Linked DNA regions of Homo sapiens: regions 1 and 3 are each linked to region 2. Evidence: chromatin loops called from intact Hi-C (ENCODE). Cell type or tissue: GM12878. All regions are shown on one strand. Region 1 overlaps LNX1 (ligand of numb-protein X 1). Region 2 has its middle 60 kb from the start of LNX1-AS2. Region 3 has its middle 160 kb from the start of LNX1-AS2.

Region 1 (8,000 bases), 150 kb after region 2:
TGGGGCAGCAGAGAAAGGTGCCAGTTTCTTTTACTAGGACATGCTGTGTCCTCCCAACAAAGCCATGGCTTGTACCTTTGCCAGCCATTTGTCCAGCTGGAAAATAACGTTACTATTCTGGCAGGGCACATGGTCAAGAGCATTGCTGCCTCCTCAGAAAAGACCATTTCCAGACCAGCTAGGAACTTCCTTTCCATGCACTGCTAATCAGATACTACCAGCCTGCCTGGAAGTGTTTCATTCAAGTATTTGTTACGTTGGAGCCGCTCAAATGCAAGTTGGCTTTTATTTTTTCCATCACACAGTGTTTCACCAATTTTTGAGTTTCCCAGATCAACCTCTTCACTATGTTTAAACAGAATGATTCCAAGCCAACGCAGCTAATCGGTACAGTAAAACCTCACGAATTCAAGCCAGGAATTTGAACTCTTCCAGCTGAGGACAAGCACTAGCAGTGTAAGTTGGAGGCCTGTTTTCTCATCTAGAAGATGAGGACATAAGGTTGTATAACCAAACTCCTTTTCTACTAATATTAAAACCACATTTCATCTAATCTAAGATGCCACTGACTATGAGAGGTATGTTCATATAACAGCAAAGAAGATGACATTTTAAAATGTGCCATCAGTTAAATAATCCCCAAACACCAAAGATATCCCCATGATGCATAGATTGGTGAACTAGACTCTTGTGGCTTTGAAATCCATTCAGATGAATTTGGCAGCTTCTCCTGCCCTTGGTTGTGTTGCTTGGCATGAAATAGGCAATCCTTTTTGAATGTTCTCAATAACAAAATGTAACACCACTTTTAATTCCCTTGGGTGCATCTTTCTAAGCAGATAAAACATTTGCTTGTCCCTTTGCAAGAAAACACAGAATTGTGATTCTGCTTCTAACAATGAATATGTACTTCATCAATATCCAATTGTTCTGTTTTTGAGGCTTTCTATAACTTTTCATTTTAGTACTGAATCATTACATTCAAATGGCAATTAAACTCAATGGTGTAATACCAAGTATGTAGGCAACTCAATGGAAGTGATAAGGGGTACTCGTGCGACTGGGTTTGCAGTGCTGGGATGGTGACGTCTGCATCATGACTGCCACCTGGCAACAGAAACTTCACAACCCCATCAATCACACATGCATCCTGATTTTAGACATGTTAAAGCATGAAAAGAGCATCTTAGGATGTACAAAATATGGAAATAGCGACAATCTCATGAGAACTGCTTGTAGTCATGTAGATACCATGACGACTTTAATGAATTTGCATTCTAGTACTTTTGGCAAAAAGTACTAAACCCCTGATAAGACTTAATGTCGATCAAACCTCACAGCAATCCAGAAAGTATATGCAAATTTGGAAGTTTAGCCAGGTAAATAAAATTTCCCTAGATCACCCAGCTATGTAAATTTCAGAGCAAGGATTTAGATCTAGACAATAGGACCTTCCATCTTGCCATTTCTATGATTCTATGGGCAGTAAAAATCATGTGTGCATATCACGGTAGACTGACCTTTGATTTCATCTACTTTCAAAAACATGAAGCATCCCTGAAGTAGGATCTCAAAGGGCTATTTAAAATAGCTCAATCATATAGGGTTTTGAGTAATGAATTGATAAGAATTTATAATTAACACATCCATTATATGCAAATGGACACTTCCTAAAGGGGCTCGTGATATGATTTCTGCCTTCACAACTGTGGAAACTGGAGTGGTTACCTGTAGCTACCCTCCCCACAGTAGAGTGAGATAGTTAAATCACCATTTCCTGACCAAAACCTAGCCTGTGCGCTGCAATGACTTGCCGAGTGGCAGTGTTCATGTTCATGGCAAAATATGGACCTAGATCAGCTCCAACCTTGGTCTTCTGAGCCTCGAGAATGTTCTTTTTCAACTTCTTTCTATTGCACCAATAACTTGCTTTTCTCACAAAGTTTGGTTTTTGTGGAGTTTTCTGGATTTTTTTTTATAGCATGGATAGTGAATGGGTAGAGACAAATATGTTTTTGCTAAAAACCACAAAAGCTGTTTTACTCTCTTAATGGTAGACAACATGGCAATGAATGACACTTCTCAGATCATGGGAGCCCCCAACACCAGGGAGGCCCTCCCAGACCAGCCCAGAGAAAGAGAATGGAAGCCACCAAGCTGCCACTAGAGGATAGCAATGCTGAACTCACTCCTGTGGCTTTGTGGTGAGGGTGATTCTGTTTGCATGAACAGTTAAATATGGAATCTGGGAGGAGCTTTATATTTACGTTCAGTGCTCTGGGAACAAAATCCAAAAGAAGAGTGAGGGTGTGACTAAGGGCTTTCATGGTCAAAATAAACACCAGCAAGCAGGAATTACCAAATAGTTGAACATTGCCAGCCTCAAACCCTACTCATGTAGACACCATGGTGACCTGAATAAATTTGCATTCCAGCAGCCAATGTAGAGATTGCTTTAAGAGAATGCAGTGGGCGTCTTTAAAAAATCTCAAATTATGAATTCACTTGGTTGGCAAATGTATATTGAGTACCGATGTGTGAAAAGGGAAGAGAGGATATAGCGGCAGGCAAATCAAATTCCAAGTTCAACAAGCCTATTATACATTCTTCAATTGTATTTGAAGAGGGCTGACTGAGGAATGGCAGCAGAGCCAAAGCTCTTCTTCACCTCCCCGCTGGTTCTGTTACAGCTGTAAAGGTGCCTCCCACTACGGCCTGACCAAAGATAGGAAGAGGCGCTCACAAGATGGCTGTCCAGACGGCTGTGCGAGCCTCACAGCCACGGCTCCCTCCCCAGAGGTTTCTGCAGCTGCCACCATCTCCTTAATGACAGACGAGCCTGGCCTAGACAACCCTGCCTACGTGTCCTCGGCAGAGGACGGGCAGCCAGCAATCAGCCCAGTGGACTCTGGCCGGAGCAACCGAACTAGGGGTGAGTCAAATGGGTGGTTGTCCGGGAATGGGCTCCTTGGCTTGCGATTGCCCTCTGTGGAATACTTACTGTGGAAAGTTCTGTAAATGTTTTTTAAGGGGAAATCGTTCTGGTAGTTTTGGCAGGAACCCAATGTCCAATTCGCCAAAGTGAAATGAAACCGCAAGTACCTCCAATCATTAAAACTGTGTGTAATCTGACTTGGTGAAAGGGGCTGAAACTAGACCTAATGATTCATCACTCCTGCAGTGTCAGTAATTTTTCAGCCATGCTGCTCAAGAAAAGTGGTATTGTATTCAGTTCAGCCCAGAAACAAAAAAGAAAAGCAGGATTTTAAGCACGTCGTACATATTTCACTGTAGAAAACTTAAAAAATACAGGTAAGCAAATTCTACAATCCTACCACCCAGAGGTAGTCACTGTTAATGTCTTATTGTGTATATCTTATCAGATATGTACATAAATGATTATTTCTATTAAATCATAACTACTGTTCCTCCTGTCGCTATTCCTCAGCACGGCCCTTTGAGAGATCCACTATTAGAAGCAGATCATTTAAAAAAATAAATCGAGCTTTGAGTGTTCTTCGAAGGACAAAGAGCGGGAGTGCAGTTGCCAACCATGCCGACCAGGGCAGGGAAAATTCTGAAAACACCACTGCCCCTGAAGGTAAATGAACTCCCCATAAGGCTGGATGGACATGGGCTGGGCTTCCAGGGGGACTTCAGGGATGACGCAATCTGATCACCTTCCACCTTCTGTGACCCCTCTCTTCCCAAGGGTATACAATATTTTTTACTTTGATTAGCCTACTTCTCACGTATGTAGCTAAAGGCAGAAAGTATTATCATCTTTTTACATAGATTGAAGAAAAAAGTGTTGAAACCCTCACCTTCAGGCGCTAGTACCATTATGCATATGAGGAAGAATAATTATAATTAATGAGTGAAAAACATTTAAAACAATGACTGGCACATATAATAAATGCAATATATATATTCGCTCTCCTTACTCTTTCAACTACATTTGAGGTGTGGTGCTGAGTGTTTTACATGCATTTCCTCATTTAAGCCTCACAACAACCCTATGAGGTAGCTACTATTATTCCTCTTTTTTTTTTTTTTTTTTTAGACAGAGTTTTGCTTGTCGCCCAGGCTGGAGTGCAACGGCGGCATGATCTCGGCTCACTGCAACCTCTGCCTCCTGGGTTCAAGCAATTCTCCTGTCTCAGCCTCCCAAGTAGGTGGGATTACAGGCACCCACAACCACAACCAGCTATTTTTTGTATTTTTTAGTAGAGACGGGGTTTCTCCATGTTGGTCATGCTAGTCTCGAACTCCTGAACTCAGGTGATCCACCCACCTCGGCCTCTCAAAGTGCTGGGATTACAGGCATGAGCCACCGCACCTGGCGCCACTCCTATTCCTGTTTTACAGATGAGGAAACTGTGGCACAGAGAGGTTACTTAGGTTGCTCAAATTACCTTGCTAAACTTTGAATCCAGGTAACATGGCTGTAGAATTCATGCAAAGGAAGCTATTGAGTCTTAGATCCCATATGTTTTCCCCAATATAAGTGGAGCTGAGGAAATACTGTCCTACTGTCTTTGCATTTTATGTTAGAACTTTAGAGTAGTAGTAACAGCTTTTTTAAAAAATTGAGCTCTTTCTGCATGCACATAGTGTTTTAAGTCATTTAGATGTGACAATAATGTTAAGGGGATAGGACTATCATTCCCATTTTACAGATGAGAAAACGGAGACCCAGAGGGATTAGGTAACTAGCCCAGTCACCCAGCTAAAAAATGGCAGAACCAAGATTTTAAATCAGGTCCTCTGGTTCCAGAGCCTACTCTCTTAGCTCCTGGGTTATACTGCCCTCTACTCTTGGGAGTTGGGAGGCAGAACCCAAACCACTGTATGTATTATGCCCTCAAAATTCATGAGCAGCCTTATCAGACCTTTTCTTGTATACTTATTCATGATTGCCTCTCACCCTGCACGTACATGCTGCATGCTCTAACAGCTCTCAGCTTATTACAGTCCTATAAATGCTGTATATCTTTCTTTCACCTCCCTTCCATTATCCAGCCTGCGCTCCCACTCTCCTTTCAGCTGGCATTCACGTTCCTTCTTCCAGATTTAGTGTAAGACTTTGCCTCCTCCTGGAAACCTCACTCCCTCAGCCCCCTTTTTAGGTGTTTTTGAAGCACCTGTATCAGCGATGATCATGTTTCATGTAACTGTACCTCAAAGTGCAGGGATTATTTTTCTGAATCTTTGTTCTTAAGGCCTAGCACAGTGTCTGGCACATAAGTGTCCACTAAATGTCTGTGCAATGGCTAAATGAAAAGATTAGAACTTCCTTTCCACCAGTCTCTTCCTCTTATTAAAGACTCTTCAATTCCACTCCATGTAAAGTTCTCTACTACTTGGGCCAGACGTGGTGGCTTACTCCTGTAATCCCAGCACTTTGGGAGGCTGAGGCAGCCATATCACCTGAGGGTGGGAGTTTGAGACCAGCCTGGCCAACACAGTGAAACCCCATCTCTACTAAAAATACAAAAATTAGCCAGGGCATGGTGGCGGGCACCTGTAATCCCAGCTACTTGGGAGGCTGAGGCGGGAGAATTGCTTGAACCTGGGAGGCAGAGGCTGCAGTGAGCTGAGATTGTGTCACTGCACTCCAGCCTGGGTGACTCCATCTCAAAAAAAAAAAAAGTTATCTTGAAAAAGATTTATTTGCATATTTATTACAAAAACATTTATAAAACAGATTATTATATGTAAGGCACCGGCCTAGGTGCTGTCATTTTATATAAAGAATATAAAATGTAGTTCTTGGCATCAAGGGGTTTATTCAAGACTAAAATATAATAAAATAAAAGCATACCTCATTTTTATTTTTACAAATTGAAAGCTTGTGGTCACCCTGTAGCCAACAAGTCTGTTTGCTCCATTTTTCCAAAAGCGTGTGCTCACTTCATGTCTCTGTGTCACATTTTGGTAATTCTTGCAGCATCTCAAACTTTTTCATTATTATATCTGTTATGGTGACATGTGATCAGTTATCTTTGGCGTTACTATTGTAATTGTTTTAGCGTGCCACGAGCCATGCCCTTATAGGTCAGTAAATTTAATAATTGTGTGTTCTGACTACTTCACTGGCCATTTCCCCATGTCTCTCTTCTTGGGCCTCCGTATTCCCTGATACATAACAGTATTGAAATTAAGCCAATTAGTAACCCTACAATAGCCTTTGAGTATTCAAGTGAAAGGAAGAGCCACATGTCTCTCACTTTAAATCAAAAACTAGAAATGAACCTTGGTAAGGAAGGCATATTGAAAGCTAAGGTAGGCTGAAAGCTAGGCCTCTCGTGCCAAACAGCCAAGTTATTAATGCAAAGGAAAAGTTCTTGAAGGGAATTAAAAGTGCTACTTCCAGTGAACACATGATTTACAAAGCGAAACAGCCTTATTGCTGATATGGAGAAAGTTTGAGTAACCTGGATAGAAAAACAAAACAGCCACAACATTCCCTTAAACCAAAGCCTAATCCAGAGGAAGGTCCTAACTTTCTTTGATTCTGTGAAGGCTGAGAGAGGTGAAGAAGCTAAAGGAGAAAAGTTGGAAGCTAGCAGAGATTGGTTCATGAGGTTTAAGGAAAGAAGCCATCTCCATAACATAAAAGTGCAAGGCAAAGCAGCAAATGCAGATTGTAGCGAAGCAGCAGATGCTGATTGTAACGAAGCAGCAAATGCTGATTGTAGAAGCTGCAGCAGGTTTTCCAGAAGATCTTGCTAAAATCATTGAAGGTGGCTCCACTAAGCAGATTTTCTTTTTTTTTTGAGACGGAGTCTCGCTCGCTCTGTAGCCCAGGTTGGAGTGCAGTGGCATGATCTCAGCTCACTGCAACCTCTGCCTCCTGGGTTCAAGTGATTCTCTTGTCTCAGCCTCCCAAGTAGCTGGGATTACAGGCGTGCACCACTATGCCTGGCTAATTTTTTGTATTTTTAGTAGAGACAGGGTTTCGCCATGTTGGCCAGGCTGATCTTGAACTCCTGACCGCAGGTCATCCGCCTGCCTCGGCCTCCCAAAGTGCTAGGATTACAGGTGTGAGCCACCGCACTCAGCCAACAGATTTTCAATGTAGATGATACAGCCTTATATTGGGAGAAGATGCCATCTAGGACTTTCTTAACTAGAGAGAAGTCAATGCCTGGCTTCAAAACTTCAAAGGACAGGCTGGCTCTCTTGTTCGGGGCTAATACAGCTGGTGATTTTAAGGTGGGGTCCAGTGCTCATTTATCATTTCAAAAATCCTAGGACCCTTAAGAATTATGCTAAATCTACTCTGCCTGTGCTTTCTCCATGGAACAACAAAGACTGGATGGCAGCACATCTTTTTACAGCATAGTTTACTCAATATTTTAAGCCCACTGTTGAGGCCTATTACTCAGAAAGAAAAGTTCCTTTCAAAATATTGCTACTCATTGATAATGCATCCTAGTTACCCAAGTACTTCGATGGAGACGCAAGAGTAATGATGTTTTCATGCCTGATAACACAATATCCATTCTGCAGCCCGTGGATCAAAGAGTAATTTCTACTTTTAAGTCTCATTATTTAAGAAATAAATTTCGAAAGGCTATAGCTGCCATACATAGTGATTCCTCTGATGGATCTGGGCAAGGAAAATTGAAAACCTTCTGGAAAGGATTCACCCTTCTACATGCCATTAAGAACATTAGTGATTCATGGGAGGAGGTCAAAATATCAACATTAACAGGAGTTTGGAGGAAGTTGATTTTAATTCTCAAGGATGACTTTGAGGGGTTCAAGACTTCAGTGGAGAAAAGTAACTATAGATGTGGTGGAAATAGCAAGAGAACTAGAATTAGAAGTGGAGCTTAAAGATATGACCAAATTCCGGGAGGCTGAGGCAGGAGAATGATGTGAACCTGGGAGGCGGAGCTTGCAGTGAGCCGAGATCGCACCACTGCACTCCAGCCTGGGCAACAGAGCAAGATTCCATCTAAAAAAAAAAAAAAAGATATGACCAAATTGTT
Region 2 (8,000 bases):
TGCAAATAAAAAAATTCCAGTGTGAATAAATTATCTCCGAGGCATTCCCAATGTTGTCCAATGCATGCTAACCAGAACCCAAATTAAGATGAGAGCCGGGGAGGGTGTGGCTGGTGATGAGTCACAGTATTTTTACAAATTCATCTAAAACACAAAACAGGCAAACTCCCCACTTAGAGTTTTTGTTCCGAGTCATTTTTGGAGGATATGTTGGTTGTTAGAATTTGGAACACATTTCTTCCCATAAACTGATGTTCTAAATCTAAATGATGTTTGGTTTCCCAGAGCTGGCCCCCAGAAACTTTTAAAACAGTACAATTTCCACTTGGCCCTATCGTTTTCACGGAAAATGAATTACGAAATCTAAAGTGGAAAGCCAGAAGCCTTTATTTTCTGGTTCTTCCCCATCTCTTCCCTGCGCTGTGGAACAGCACTCCCAGAGGCAACAGAAAGTGGTTCCTCTGAAAGGAGGACTCTGGTAGATTCTCTAGGCCACAATTATTTGCTAATTCTCTACATCTGCACAGGGAAAACTAGATCTGTATGTGAATAAAAACATGTGAGTACCTCTCAACAACTATTTAAGAAACTCAGGTTCCTTAACTAACCTGAATTGAGAGAAAAAAGATGATCTCATTCAATTATTCATGTCTTCGTTCAGCATTTTGTTTTATTTAGAATGTATTGTGTAGCAGGCAGGTCTTGGACATATAGTTGGGGACAAAATAGACCTAGCTCCTGACTTCATGGAAGGAAACCTTGTTTTGGAGGGAGGGGTCTCTGTAAGTGGGTAAATTATAAGTTACATAAATATTAGGCAAAATAGGCAAATAAATAATAGACTTACATGTAGTATCAAGTGCTCAAAGGAAATGAGGACAAGGGGCGAGGTCGTGGGGTGTCCCTAGGAAATGACTTTTGAGCTGTGACCTGAAAGATGAGAAAGAGTGAGTTAGGCAGAAAGAGACAGAGAGTCTGTGTGTGAGAGAGGAAGGGTAAAGACCAGTCCAGGAACAAGAAAGCCTGTGAGATGGAGAAAAGCTGGGTGTGTTCAAGACACTGCCATTAGTGGTGCATTCTGTGGTCCAAGTACACTGAGAAGGGAGCGTGCTGAGATAATGCTGGAGAAGTGAGCAGGGAGCACGTTAAGCCAAACCTAGTGGCCACACCAGGGGTTTTGTGTTTCCTCCTGAGTGCAGTGGAGAACCTTGACGCCTCTAGATAGTCTAATGGCATGAGCTGACCTACTTTTTTAAAAGTCTAATTCAGCTGGAATGTGGAGTGCAGATTTGATAGAGGGACAAGGGGCAAGAAGGGAAGCAAGAAGATTCATGAAGAGACTACTGCAGAAATTCAGGTAAGAGCGACAGAGGCTCAGACCATTGTGGGAGTGGAAACAGAGGGCAATGATTGAAATGGATATAAATTTTGAAGGTGAAACTGATGGAACGTACTTCGTGGATTGGATGTGGGACTTGAGGGATGGACCCTGTAGAGGTAACTCCCAGGCTGCAACATTTAGATGGATGAGATGGGGAAACATGAGGCGAGGCAGGAAGAGAAGATGATGAGTTGGCTTTGGCTGTGTGGAGTTTGAGATGGCTATGAGACACTGAGAATGCAGTTGGAAGCCCAGAAGAGAGTCTGAGCCAGAGACACAAATATGGGGATCGTTGGCAGAAAAACAGTATCTGAAGCCTTGGGGTGGGGCTTTGGGCTCCTCACTTCCTGCCCCACTTGTAGGTACATGTGAGTACACTAAGGTTTACCATTAGAGGAGAGAAAGGAAAGCAACCAGGTCATAATGGTTCAAAGAAACCATTTTCTCCCTCCTGTTAACATAAATTCATTTTCACCCTGAGCATCTCATAAGAGTGAAAATGGACCTGAAAGAAAGCTAGCTCAGGTTCTGATTTCTTTATCACAGTTAGAAGATGGAAATGTCTCCACTGTCATTTCACATTTCTGAGATTTAATGTCCCTTTAATGCATTCCCAAAATGCACCAATAATGAGGAAGTTTTCTCTGCATGTAACTGGGTATGATATTTGTGACTTTTCTGGGACACTAAAAATGAGCCATTCTCCCCTTTACGGTGAAGCTATGTTTGCTTCATAATGACAAGGATTTTAATTACAGTTGGACATTTCTGCTGAGTTGGAGCCTCTCTCCTTAAAATCCCACACCAAATGGAAGTGACACTCTAAAGCCATGGCGTTTGAGCAGACTCAGGTCTCCATGCTGTAGGCTGCCAGGGAATGAGTAATCCTGGCTTTGGAAAGGGCACACTTGTAAAGCTAAATTAATATGCCTGCTTTTCATTCATGACTTCTCTTTGTTTCCAGTTTTAAACTGTTAGCTGCCTTGGTTACATGACCATGCAAAAAAGCAGGTTTGGGAGGTATGTGTGTGTGTTGGCAATCTCGGAATGGACTCAATTCTTGGAACCAAATCAATCAGTGCTAATCCGGTTGCTCGCAGATGAGAAAGGAGAAATAAAATCCCCACCTACCTTACCTTTCTGAATGGAAAACCCCATGCTTATGACAGTCCCCAAATCTGCCATCATTGTTTCCTGTTGGTGAAAAGCCACGAAGCAGATGAGGAGCTTGAAAGTCTCTATTACATCAGCTCCTTTCCAACATTTTGGTTTTTTATTTCATGTGATAAGGTTGAAAAGGCCAATTTGACTGTTATAAATTACCTTTCCTCATCAAAGAACTCCAAGACCAGAGTCCATAAACATATCTAAAAACTGCACTTAGTTATAAACCTCTGGGAGAAAAAATGAAATGATAAGTAAAAGCCTAGACTTTTTTCTCTTTGTTACCATAACTCCAGTAAATAAGTCTTCAGTCTCTGTTAAGAACAAAAAGCTGACCAACCTCAAGTGTAAAGGCTCATGCAGCCTTAGGGCAAAATACCCCCAAAGCGTCGCCAAACAAATCCAAGGGTGACAAGAATGTGCAACTGCCCTGATGTCACAACTCTTATGTTTATGAGAACAGACAACTTGGGCCCACTGGAGGGCATCCTTTTGTCTCCTAATTAACTGTTTTACTTTTGTTTGACCAGATGCCAGCTGCCCTGGGTAACCGCCATGACACAAGAGAGCTAACTGCTAGCAATTAAAAATAAAGATTAGGGGTAGAACCAAAAAGAGTCAGAAGTGTGACCTTAGGACTGAAAATACATGTGCTGACTTCATCTCACCAGGCAGAAGTTTCCAGGCTGCTAATTTTGCCTCATTCACTCGGTGGATTATTGATTAAAAGAAACTTGTAGCAGCTGGCTCTGAAAGTCAAAAGGACAAAGTGGCAATCAGGCCATGACCAAAATGCACACAGAGGCCAAGGGATTTGCAGTGTACTTCCTTGTTTGTAAATCAGAGTCACAGTGGAGAGCTGAAGGCACCGCAGCCAGCGGCACCACCTGTGATTAGGCAGCCACAAGTACCTGGACTCTATGTGTCTTTCTTGCATGTTGCATATACATAAGATAACATCCAGCACCCGACTCACATCTCTGGAAAGAGACTACTTAATTCACTAATTATTCATGTTTCCACTTAGAATCTGATTCCCAGAGCTAATCGCTTATTTAAGTAAAATCTTTGGCCATTGCTGGAGCTGTCAGCCCACAGAAGTGCTTAAGCAAACCAGTGGGAAAAGCAAAACTCAGAAAAGCACACTTCCAGAAGTGCAACGTTTACATTTTTAACTAGCTGGGTCACTTTGCAGGAATGACTTAGTCTCTGTAATGCTCAGTTTCTTTATCTATATAATGGGAGTGATAATTATAGGATTCTGTGGAGAATTAAATAAAATAATGCAGGTCAGGTAATTACTACAGAACCTGGTAGACGGTAAGCACTTAATAAATGTTAGCAAAGATGCTGCAGCCACTGACGATGATGATGATGGTGATGCTGAAGAATGAGCAGAAGAAATCCTTATTTAAACAATAATTCTATATCTTTAGAGTTAAGAGTCTTAAATAGTATCAGCCACAAACTTGCTCATTCTTTTTCTTCGTCTACAAACATTAGCCAGTGTTCAGTTATGAGCAATACTGCCAATAGAAAATCTTTGAAAGTTTTGGCAAGGTATTGGAACAAGTCAGAAGTACTTATTTGCCTGATATAGATTTTGGTGCATGCCCCTTTACATATTCAAAAATAAAAGATGCCAAGGATTATAGGACCTGTCCAGTCAGTAGCCCCTGCCTATTTAGGAGCTGGTCCCAGCATGATAATGTTCCAGACCTAATGATGGCCTGAAGGTGTGGTGACCCTGTGTTTATTTCCTTGTTGATTTCCCTTCTCTGGCTCCAAGATCATTTTCCCATTGCCTGCAGGAAACAACATCTAGGGGCGAGGTAGGCCTGACTTGGCAACCCTAAAGGTGAACAAAAGGACCTTGGCTTTTGGCAAGAGCAGAAGGAAGTTCAGGGGCGTCTCAGCCCCATCCAAACCAGAAGAGATTTGTCACTGATGCTAATGCATGCTGCTCTGCAGGGGACCACTCTCCCTCGAAGCTCCCCATAGCTGCTCTCAGTTTTATGGATCTGCTCTACTCAAAGCCTTGCAGAAGGGGCAGGGGATGCCCAGGTTAACCCCCGCACGTACAAAGGTGGAGCAGTTTTCATGCATAGCTGGGACGAAGAACACTGGAAAGAGAAAGAAAAATTTTCCGAGCTACTGCTAAGCCAGAAAAGCTCAGCTCTCAAACGGACTATCTCCTGAGACGTCACACAGCTGGGAACTGATCCGCAATACAGCAAAGGTAAGATGGCCCGGTTCCTCCACCAGGTAGAATCTCATACAATTTAAAAAAAAACTTCACCTCTGCCCACTCAGCCTCCAGCTCTCACCCCTATCTCTTTCTCTGTCTCTCTCTCTCTCTCTCTCTCTCTCTCTCTCTCTCTCTCTCACACACACACATCAAATTGAGGAGAGTCTAAAAGATGGAAATATCTAGGTATCTTTTTCAAAACACTAGAAAGGCCTCAGGGCATTTGCGCTCTTTATACCCTATTTTTTTCTGCAGTGGCCTTCATTAAAAGCTTCTTTACTTTCACAAATGAAAATGACTTGCCAGACAGGTCAGTAAAAATGTAAGTATTCCCACTAACAGTAACTGGGTTTATGTGACATTATTCTTTATCGTCATTTAAAACACATTCACACACAGACTTTGTTTCATTCCACAGTAGGAGTAGGTGTTGCATTGCAGTTTTACCCATGGATAAAGAGGTTGAGAGAAGCTGTGACCTGCTCACGGGTGTGTAGGGTTGTGGGTGACCAGCAGCACATCCTGTCTCCATTCCCATCTCTTTTCAGTAGAATGGTGACCCTACTCTTTAAACAAAATTCCAGAGTACATTCTTGGCCACGTATTCTGACAAATGTTCTGATGAGAGGATGGAATTTTAGAAATTGGAACTCTCCTGGAAAATCCAGAAATAGATAGCCACAGTATCCTGTACAATATACCACCTTGTCATGTATTCCTGTTTACTTCCATTCCTGGGCATTGAATTCACTTCAACAAATGTCGATAAACTATGTTCCCTGCTCCAACACTGACTGGTCATGTGTCAGGGCGTGGTGCAAGTCCGGTGCCCAAGGAATGCTGACGCAGTGCAGAGCAGGATGGGGGTGGGGCTCCCCTAAAGAGGTGAGCTTCAAACGAGCTCAACATAAAGTGTGGACTTGGATTGAGGGAGAGCATTCAGATACACAAGTCCCCCAGGAGGAATTTGTTGAGTGAACATTTGCTTACACCAAGTCCATGTGGCAGAGCCGAGGGGAGAGGAGCATAGCCTGAGGAATTAGACTGTCTGTTCTTGATTCTTGGTTCTACTTCCTACTAGCTCTGCATTTTGGGGTACCTCAGTTAACACCTCTAACTTCACCTTGCCAATATGTAAAATGAGAATGATGGTAATACATCCCTCATAGCGTTGTCTTCAGCTGTAAATGAGATTATGCATGTGAAGTCTTTCCTGGTGCATAACAACTGCACAATAAATATTAATACTAACTATTGTGATGACCATGTGCCTGGCTCCAAGGGAGATGCAGGGAATACAGATAAGAGGAGGCCTACCCTCAGTGTAATGAAAACCTCATGAGTTAGTTGTGTGCAACTAATGACATGAGGTGTGATGCATGCTCTGGAACCATGAGGGTGGAATCCTTTAAGTCTGTGTGAGTTAGGGTTGAGGTTCTTGGGGGGACACGGAAGGGGACAGAGGTTTCACAGCAGAGGCCCTATATGTAGGGCGGTAGTATAGAACGGTGAAAAGAGCTAGACAGATCTAATTTTGAATCCCAGCTTCCTCCTCTATTTACGTATCTATTTATTTCTATGTTAATCTATATGTATAGAAAACCATAAATTCATACTTCCAATTCCAATCCAACACCACAGAGTTTTCTCCCTTTCCACATTTGTAACTCCCTTCTCTGACATTCATCAGAAGCCGGCTCCCATTATCCTTAATATATTATTTGCTTATTTGCTCAGTCCCCCAAATGTCATCAACTGCCATCATGACCACTGTCCCCTGCCCATGCAGATGCCCTCCGCACCCTGCTTAGGCCCTGACACTTTGTTCTGGGCTGCCCTGAGCTGGCTCCTGGAATTCTGGAGCTACCGTATGTCCTCCACACCCCGCACAGGTGCCTACTTTGCTCAGCCCTATGTAATGTATTTAAGGACTGTGACACGCGCTATGCATTTGTGTATGTACCTGTGTTGTCACTGTCTTTGATGGGGGACAAAGCTGTCTCCTCCATACAGGCAGGGCACGTGTCCTCAGCATCAGGCCTGAAGAAGCCAGGCTCATTCCATTCATTCTATTCCACTCGGTCTGCTCATCTATATGGATGTGGGCTGCTCACTCTCTGCTCAGGGTAGTAAAAACATTTCCAGGGTGAAAACTACTATTTGGGCAGTCCCTGCTCCTTTTTCTTCTCTGTCAAGTCCTTGTCTAGGTTCTCCATTATTCATTTACTCAACAACAGATACAAAGCGCTTACGAGGTTCCAGGTGCTTGGCTAGGGTGGAACATAGAGATTTAAAACCTTAGTCACCACCCTCAAGGAACTCCCAGTCCACTGTGGGAAGCAGACAAGCAATAAATTTCAATTCCATGTGGCCAAGTACAATGAGACCCTACACAGCCTGCCATCGGAGGGCACCTAGCCCAGACTGGGTGGGCACAGAGGAGATGCCCAAGGGGAATCCTAAATGGGCAGAGATTAACAAGGTAAAGACTGACTAGAAGGGGAGTAAAGGGAGTGGTGTGCAGGAAGGATGAAATACTGTAACTGATAGAGAATATCAGGAGCTACCTCAGGGTGGCTAGTGCAGGGCCAGAGGCAAGAGGAGGAGCTGTCCAGACAGGTGCAGGCTGTGGAGATGAGCCAGTGGTGCTGGATTGTAGACTTCAGGACAAGAGCTCTGGAGCCAGACTTCCGGAGTTCAAATCCTGGTTCTGTGACCTAAGATTTGTTGATCTATAGCTGTTGAATCTTCTGCAAGTTACTATTCTCTGTCTTGGTTTCCTTCACTGTAAAACTAGAGATTGTAATAGTAGTCGCCTTGTGGGATTGACATGTAAATTAAATTCTTTTACATAGTGTACACAAAAATGCATAGCATATGGAAAACAATAATAACAAAGCTGTTATTTTCCAGTAGGTGGATCAAAAAGGGGTTAGGGCACTGGTGAAGCAGAAGCACCCCAAAATATAATGAATTAATTAAAAGACAGAAATTTAAACAAATAGATTTTGGCATTGTAAAAGAAACTCTGAAGTTGTTATCTTGAGTAAAATCAGAACCTTTTGGATTCATTTTATGCCTTACTGTTGCTTATCTTTTGATATATTTTGGGTTACAGGCACCATAATTTTTTTATCGTTTCAGCCTCCAAAGGTCCCAGCATTGCCCTGCATGCTAAGGAGACCTCCTCTCTTCTATTGGTTTTTC
Region 3 (8,000 bases), 96 kb before region 2:
TATGATTTTTTAATATGTCGATTATATCTGAATAAAACTATTAAAGTAAAAAAGGGGACTTTTGTAAATACCCACCCTATTAAATAGAGCTCATACAACATCCTCCACAATCTAGATCCTTACTGCCTTTGTTTAAATAACCATTCTTCTGGGTGGTGGATCTCAACAGTCTAAGTTAATTAGGGTGGTTTTATTCCTTGTTTCCCCAGGGAATGGATTGGGTGTGGCCATAAATAACCATTCTGGACAATGAGATATGAGGGAAAGTCATGAGGAGGCTTCTGAGAAATGTTTACTTCCTTAGAAGAAAGAAACAGAAAGGGAAGTACCCTTTTCTTTCTCTTGACATAGGTGTGTCCAGATGTGATGTGTGAAGTTTTTGCAGCCATCTTATGACCACGAGGGATAGCAATTTGCGAACATAGCTAATACATGGAGGAAGGCAAAACAGAGATGAAAGAAACCGGGTCCTTTATATCGGGAGTCCCCAACCCTGGGCTACGGACTGGGCCACACAGCAGGAAGTGAGCAGTGGGGGAGCAAGCATTACCACCTAAGCTCTACCTCCTTTCAGGTCAGTGGCAGTATTAGATTCTCAAAGGAGCACGAACCCTGTTGTGAACTGTGCACGTGAGGGATCTAGTTTGCATGCTCCTTATGAGAATCTAACTAATGCCTGATGATCTGAGGTGTAACAGTTTCATCCCGAAACCATCCTGCAACCTAGCCTGTGGAAAGATTGTTTTCCACAAAACCTGTCTCTGGTGCCAAAAAGATTGGGAGCTGCTGCTTTATAACATTGTCCAACTGTTGAATTAATGAGCCTGCAATATCTCTAGACTCTATATTATGTTATGTAATAAGTACCTTTATCATGTAAGGCTATTGAGTTTAGGTTTTTACTACATGCAGCCAAAAGCATTCTAACTGATATACGCCTGATCTTTTTAAGACTCAGCTCAAGCACTGCCTCTCCCAAGAAGGCTTCCCTGATAGCTGCTGTCTTCTGTACCTAGACTGGGTTACATACCCCTGCTCTGTATTCTCAGGACATCCTCTTATGGCCATTTTTTTTTGTGGTGTATGTAATTATCTATCTACAGTTCTCCCCCTGCATTGGACTGGCAACATCTCAGGACAGGACCATGTTTTCTTTATCTCTATTTTACCAAAACCTAAAGAGTAATTAACACATAGTAGGCATGTAATGTATACAGATGAACTGAATTGAAACTCTCCTGCTCACCTTATCCTACACTAACCAATAGGTCTCGCTGCCTTCCAGTCATTCCCAGCCTACATAATTCTCATACCTAAGAATTTCCTTCTTCTCTACTTCAATCTTTTGTAGTTTCTTTTCCCTGACATATTTAGAAAATGTAGTTATATTTGAGGTCTCCCTGAACTTACAAAAGGCCATACTCCAGGTGTGCCCCTGCAGGCTGGGAGGGAAGAAGGAAAAGGGGCTTGTCTCTTTCCCCACGTTTTGGGCATTGCCTCTCCAATTTCTACCCACGGTGACCTTGGCTCTTGGGGGGAGCAGCAGCTGTTCTGTCCACAGTGTGACAGCAGACTGAAAGAACTTTGAGTTTTCACCTGTTCTCCCCTGTCCCCTCCTTCAAGGCCCCTTGGCATTATGTTACTGCACATTTTGGCCCAAGTCTGCCAAGATTTCTAAGTTCTCAGTATTTGATTCTTTTCTATATCTTGCTATTTTGCAACAGCACCAACTCCAATGACACTGACAGGTAATGTTTTCCTGCCTCCCAGATCATTACCAGTGAAAAAGATGTAAGCCCAGAACAGGCCAACCCCCCAACCCCCACTACTCCCAGGGGCTTCGGCTGGATATTTTTCTCCCCCTCCCTGGAACCTCGGGCTGGAGGCAACACCATTCATCATTTTTTTGGCTGCAAATTCTGCAATATTATGGTTTCCATTTTTGGAAAAAAAGACTTCTTTTTAAAATTTATAGTATAAAATGGCATAGTCTCTTTCCCCTTCCCTTTTTTTATTCCCCTCTCTCTCTGTCTTCTGTATCTTTCCAGATTAGTGCCTAAAAACACAGACTCTGAAATGAAATGATCTGATTTGGGATCCTTGTTTTATCACTGAATAGCTAAGTAGTCTTTGGAAATAAACCTTCTGTACCTCGGTTCCTTCAGCTCAAAAGTGGTGATAATTGTTCTATACCTATCTCATAGAGTGGTTTTAAGTGTTAAAACATAACATAAAAAGGGCTTATAAGGATGCGTAGTACAAGGTAAGTACAATATAGGTGTTAAATGTTATATTACTACTACCACTACCACTGATACCATAGCTAGCATTATTGAGGGCATACTATTTATTATGTGCCTGATATTTACTATGCTAAACTCTTTAAAAACACTGGTCTCTTAAATTTGTATTAAGTCTTAAGAGGTGATTGAAAAAAAGTTTTTGAATGCTCTGTGGAAGGCACTTTTATATGCTCTTTACTCTGATTTTATTATGTAATTTTCACTACAACCCTATAAGGTAGTTATCATTAAGGTGCAGCCGTCACAGATGATGAAACTGAGGCACAGATTAAATGGTTTGCCAAAAACCAAGTCTTAAATTTATATCTCTCTAAACCGGTGGTTCTCAAATATTAATACACATCAGAATCACCTGGTGGGCTTATTAAAACACTGATTGCTGGACTCCAGCTCCAGAGTCTCTGATTCAGTAAGTGTGGGTGGGGTCTGAGAATTTGCATTTCTGGTAAGTTCCTGGGTGACGTTGACACTGCTAGTCTGGGAGACGGGGTTTCCTATTCTGAGATCCACTGTATTTTTTTTTTTTTTTTTGAGACGGAGTCTCGCTCTGTCACCCAGGCTGGAGTGCAGTGGTGTGGTCTCAACTCACTGAGCCTCCCAAGCTCAAGCGATTCTTGTGCCTCAGACTCCTAAGTAGCTGAATCTACAGGTGTGTGCCACCATGCCCGGTTAATTTTTGTATTTTTAGTAGAGACAGGATTTCACCATGTTGGCCAGTCTGGCCTCTAACTCCTGACCTCAGGTGATCCTCCCACCTCAGCCTCCCAAAGCGCTGGGATTTCAGGTGTGAGCCATTGTGCCTGGCCAACATCCGCTGTATTAATGGCAAGTGCTGCTTTACCGTTAAAACAGGCACAATCCATAGTTGATATCTTGAATTTTGCCAACTATCTTAACTAGGAGTCATATTTCTCATCACAGGAACTGAAGAAAATAATTTATGTTCATCACTCCACTCACAGTGTCCTGGGGACATTATGAGTTCAGTTCAGTCTTCCTTACATGCTGGCTTCCAGCTAGCACTCAAGGAAACGGACTCTCACTTAGCATCCCATTCTCTGGTTATGGTGATCTCTTTGTTTTGATTTATATTATTTCATTATTTTCTGTCTTTTTCCACAAAGATGTTATTTATTTCACCAGCTGTCCTTGCAAATGGACCATGAGTCTGAGCACTGAAGCTGCTGACATTGTAGATTTTAAAGGCCCTTACGTGGAGAGGCACAGGAAACCCGAGAAAATGAAGCACCACGTTGGTTAAAGGGTTTGGGTGTTTCCCTTATTAACAGTGGATGATCATCAAATATAAGAGATCTCCAGACCATCAGAATAGAGATCCTGAAACTGGCAAACATAATCCATACTAGTTGTGCCAGTTATCAACCCATTTCCTCTCAGCTCCAAATGCATCCATCTTTGCTCTATTGGTGGTAGCGGGACTGGACCCTGTAAACATTTCTCCTTTCCCAACTGCCGAAGTGTTAGCCTAATTGTCAATAGAGGGTACTGGGGTGTTGCTGTAAGGTCATAGCAGAGGAAGAGGCTTATCTTCAGTTATGGTGCTCTTACTCTCTTATGGTACAGCTGTCAGCAAACAGGCAGACAGGAGGCCCAAGTCGTTCACTCTCTAGTGAGTTTCTCCTGCACCCAGCAGACCACTTCCTGTAGACCAGCTGTGACCCCTCAGCTGCCTGCAGGTTGTTTCTTATAAGTCAGCTCCAGTCCCCTGGTACCCCAGCTGGCCATGTCCTGCTCTCCAGCTCAGCCCACCAGCTCGCTCCAGTGAACTTAGCCACCCAGTTTCAGTTCCTGCAAACCAGCTGCAGCTTGCCTGCACCTTCTAGAGTGTCTCAACCACCTAGCAAGCTGTTCCTACAGACCAGCTCTGGCCAAACTTTCTGACAAGTTTCTTTACCACTGAGAGGCTACATGTTTCTGTGTCAGCCACAAGATACCCACTGAGGGCTGAATTCAGCCTTGGAGGAGGGACCTTCTTTCATGTTCTTAATTCTTTATGTTATGTTCTCTCCATTCTAGAGGTAGGAGCTTCTTCTCTATATTCTCTAGTTCTCTTTTAGTAGTTAATTGCATTTTACTAGCTCATAATTCTGTATATTACATTTTTTCTGTTCAAATTACTGGTGTGTAGCTATCTCCTGACTAGACCTTACAGAATTGATACCAGTAGTGGTCCTAAAAGACAGACCCTCACACATGAGATTTGGTACTAGTTTGATCATGATTTTAGGCTTCAGTGCAGAGACAATTTCTTTGCCAGTGGGAAATTGATACTAATAATCCATGGCAGGTAATAGCTTTGCAATTAATCAAACTATGGTAATTGTGATGAAGTGCAAACTAAAGCAAGGACTATGATGTTGGATGGATCCTCTGGAGTGTACTGTAGCATTTACAGAAAGCAAATGACAGGCTAAAATTCCTTTAATTTTCAGTTCAAGTCATGAGTGGCAAACTAGACATTTCTAGGGCAGCCCAAAAATAATCTTTTATTTATTATGGCCACAGGCTGATATTGATAAAAATCAAACATAAAATTTAATTGGGAGGCTTGCAGAATTACAATTTCAGTTGGATTCACAGCCTTGCCAAATTTCTGATGTAAAAGATAGGAAATCAAATGGGAAAGCATGAGACACTGAAACTTGGAGTGAGGCATCAGGTTAGAACTGATTCTAAACACACCCACGTCACTCTGAGCCTCCCTTGCTTGTTCTTCTGTGTTTGGGGAGACCACGCTTTCTTTGGTTGAAAGCCCTGCAGTAACCTCCGCTGGGATAGCAATGTTCCGAGGGGATGCTCATTTTCCACAAGACTACAACAACTGCCCCCGTTGCCACTACACCAATAACTAGGTTCAAATCACAGTGTGCCCCAGATCAGGAACATATGATGACCCAGGAGGAAATGACTTATATACACTGCATGATTTTGCTCATATATATGAGCAGAAACCTAAAAAATATATGTGGAGTAGATTTTGTAAAATATAATGCTAGATCATTATCACTATGTCTTTTCTTTGAGGCATAACCAGGGTCCTTTTTAAAAATGAATAAACAAACAAACAAACTTTATTTTATGGAAGCTATGTGAGGATAGCCCTAATAGAAACTAGTAATGTATTATGATCCTGCAGTATTTGAGACAAAATTATATTAGTACATGAAGAGACAGAATGATTACTGGAACAAAATAGAGCCCAGAGAAATACTTAAGTATGAATGGGAATGTGATTTGTAAAAATGGTGACATTTCAGGTAAGGGTCAAATAATAAATAAATCAATAAATAGTGTGACAATAGACTAGTGATCTGAGGGGATAAAAGAAAGAGACAGGAGAGAGAGAGAGAAAAAAAGGAAGCTGAATCCTTACATCATTTCTTACCTAAAATAAATTTCATCTTGGTCTATTTTTGCAACATAAAAAAAATTATGAAAGCATTAGAATAAAGGCAGTATTTTATTTTCTTGGAATAATAAAGATCTCTTAAAGTGTGACATAAAACCCAGAAGCTATGAAGAATAGATTTATAAATTTGATCACATAAAATGTAACAGAGCAAAACAAAGCCCAAAGACAAAACAATAAACTGAGAAATGTTACTGTCACCCATATTGTAGACAAAGACTGATTTATTTAATTTTACTACTATAAGCTATGAAAGGAAAATAAATCTTGGGACCCCAAACTCACTAAGCCAAAGGGAAAAATCAAGCTGGGAACTGGGTCACACAAACCTGCCTCCCACTTTTTTTCCTAAATAAGATGGCTACACGATGAAAAGCTACACATCTCCCTCATAGTTTGCCCACAAGGAAATTCCTTGTGGGCCCCAAGATCTTTACCTTAAAGCATTTCTGTTAAAATTCACCATGGCAATATAAATTGATAGCTTATCTTCACAGGTGTGGGGACATAGGACAGAACTCAAAGTCATCCCTCTGCCCACCTGACGCAAACGCATATCTTATTGTTTCCTCTGCCCTATTGTCTATGCTATCATATGTAAAAATTCACATTCACTGAGCCAGACAAAGGCATAAGTGACTATTTTTTCCCCTACTGCCCCTCTTGCATGCAAATTGTGTATATCTCAATATCCCCCTCTTTTCCCCTTTAAATTTGAAGCCCTCAAAATCATATTCGAAGAAAGGCATAGACCTGTCTCCCAGGCACACATCCTTAGCTTCGGCAAATAAGCCCCCTAAAATGATTGAGACTTGTCGAGGTCATTTTTCTTGATTGACAAAGCCAAAAAGAAAAACAGGTGAAAACCAAGGAGAAAAACGGACCAAAGATAAAAGCAAGCAGCTCATAATAAAAGACAGCTCATTATAAAGGAAGTACAAGTGGCAATTCACAATACAAATGGATGCCCAACTCTACTTGGAATTCAGGAACATCCATGAAAACAACATAAGGAAAACTGTATGAAGATGGCTGGCACCAAGTGTTGATGAGGGTAGGGAAAGGATAACTTTGGGTGAAAGCACAAATTGATTCAGTCTTTGAAAGTATAGTGAGTCAAATCTATTAAAATTTAAAATGTGTATGCCTTTAGACCTAACTCTAAAACATTTAGGAAAGATATGCTCACACACTTGCACAAGGGTATTTGAACAAGATGCTTACTGCTGTTTGTACTAGTGAGAAAAATGCTGGAAACAAGCTGAATGCCCATCTCTAGAGAACCAGTTAAATAAATCATGTTACACCCACATGATGAAACACAGTAGATCCATTTTAACAATGAGTATAAACACCAAAAGGTAGCTGTAGCATATTAAGTAAAAAAGCAACCTTCTGAAGAGTATGTATTGTGTAATCTCATCTGTGTTTTTAAAAAAGTATATAAATATAAATCTCTAGGAAAAGTCTGGAAGACATACTAAAAATTGTTAACAGTTTTTACCTCTGGTGAATGGGATGGGGGAGGCTGTGTTTGATGAAGAGCATGAGATTCATACTTCTTATTTTTTATAGTACTGAACTGTTTAACTTTAGTAAGTATGATTCAATTTTATATTTAAAAAATAACTTGTCCCCCCATTTTTTAAAAAAGAGTTTTCCTTTCTCTTCCTTCCTTGGCAGTTTTCTTCTCCTTGCTCTGGAGAATTGCTCAGAATAAATACTCTCAAGCTCTGACCAGGTGGGATGACCCCAGGAGGTACAGGAGAAGTAACTGACTGGGCTAGAGGCAGGAGAACTGAGTTCCTTTTCTTAGTTTTGCCTCCATCTCACAGTAGATCTCCAGCAACTCACTGAATCTCTGCTAACCTCGGTTTCTTCCTGTGCAAATGAGGCTGTAGGGTAACGTTCCTCTCAAGGTCTCATCAGCTTGGTGGCTGAGCAGTGACCTTCTGTTCACCAGCTTTCCAGCCCCACTCCCTGGCTCCTGAGCTCCATCTCCTGCCTTATATGGGAGGCTCCAGCAGCGCCACCGTTCACACAGAGGTGCTGCTGACACTGATGGACAACAGAGGGCTTTTATTCCACCCCACACCTGCTCTATTTGGGGGCTGCTATCAGCCATTTCACATCTCAAATTTGCCTTTGTTATCTAAATGGCCTCTTTGGGGCTAGAAAGCAGATGCTCTGAGTCATTAAGGAGAGCTGTCTCTGTCTAGGTTTGAAGTGGGTTTCTCTGAATAATTCTGTCACTCAAACACCTGGGT

What was found. Hi-C counts contacts between places; a loop is a spot of excess contacts. Peaks named below come from ENCODE experiments on the same cell type or tissue, not always from the same donor. Only the 100,000 strongest peaks of a DNase experiment are listed, where the experiment ranks them.
Region 1: a loop joins it to region 2, with 3 times the contacts of the local background. A loop is called at or near these places in 16 of 110 quality-filtered maps.
Region 3: it touches region 2 in a loop (4-fold over the local background); 2 of 110 quality-filtered maps call a loop at or near these places.

The regions. Positions count from the first base shown.
Region 1 is chr4:53,502,918-53,510,917 of GRCh38, reverse strand. It overlaps LNX1 (ligand of numb-protein X 1), which reads left to right. Exons shown (of 11, transcript NM_001126328.3): 3 at 2,691-2,932; 4 at 3,449-3,601. All of the region lies in intron 3 of LNX1-AS1 (LNX1 antisense RNA 1), which reads right to left. Among named protein-coding and RNA genes, the nearest start is that of LNX1-AS1, 6.8 kb to the right of the region's middle. In GM12878, a CTCF peak has its summit at 4,800; no DNase peak of the experiment used is centred here.
Region 2 is chr4:53,648,952-53,656,951 of GRCh38, reverse strand. It overlaps a transcript of LNX1 not described here. Among named protein-coding and RNA genes, the nearest start is that of LNX1-AS2, 60 kb to the right of the region's middle. In GM12878, a CTCF peak has its summit at 3,027 (motif pointing right); DNase peaks (open chromatin) are centred at 2,501 and 3,121; H3K27ac peaks cover 1,426 bases.
Region 3 is chr4:53,744,565-53,752,564 of GRCh38, reverse strand. No RefSeq gene overlaps it. Among named protein-coding and RNA genes, the nearest start is that of LNX1-AS2, 160 kb to the right of the region's middle. RefSeq lists enhancers at 3,908-3,957, 4,008-4,217 and a silencer at 7,556-7,615. In GM12878, no CTCF peak of the experiment used is centred here; a DNase peak (open chromatin) is centred at 4,084; H3K27ac peaks cover 2,168 bases.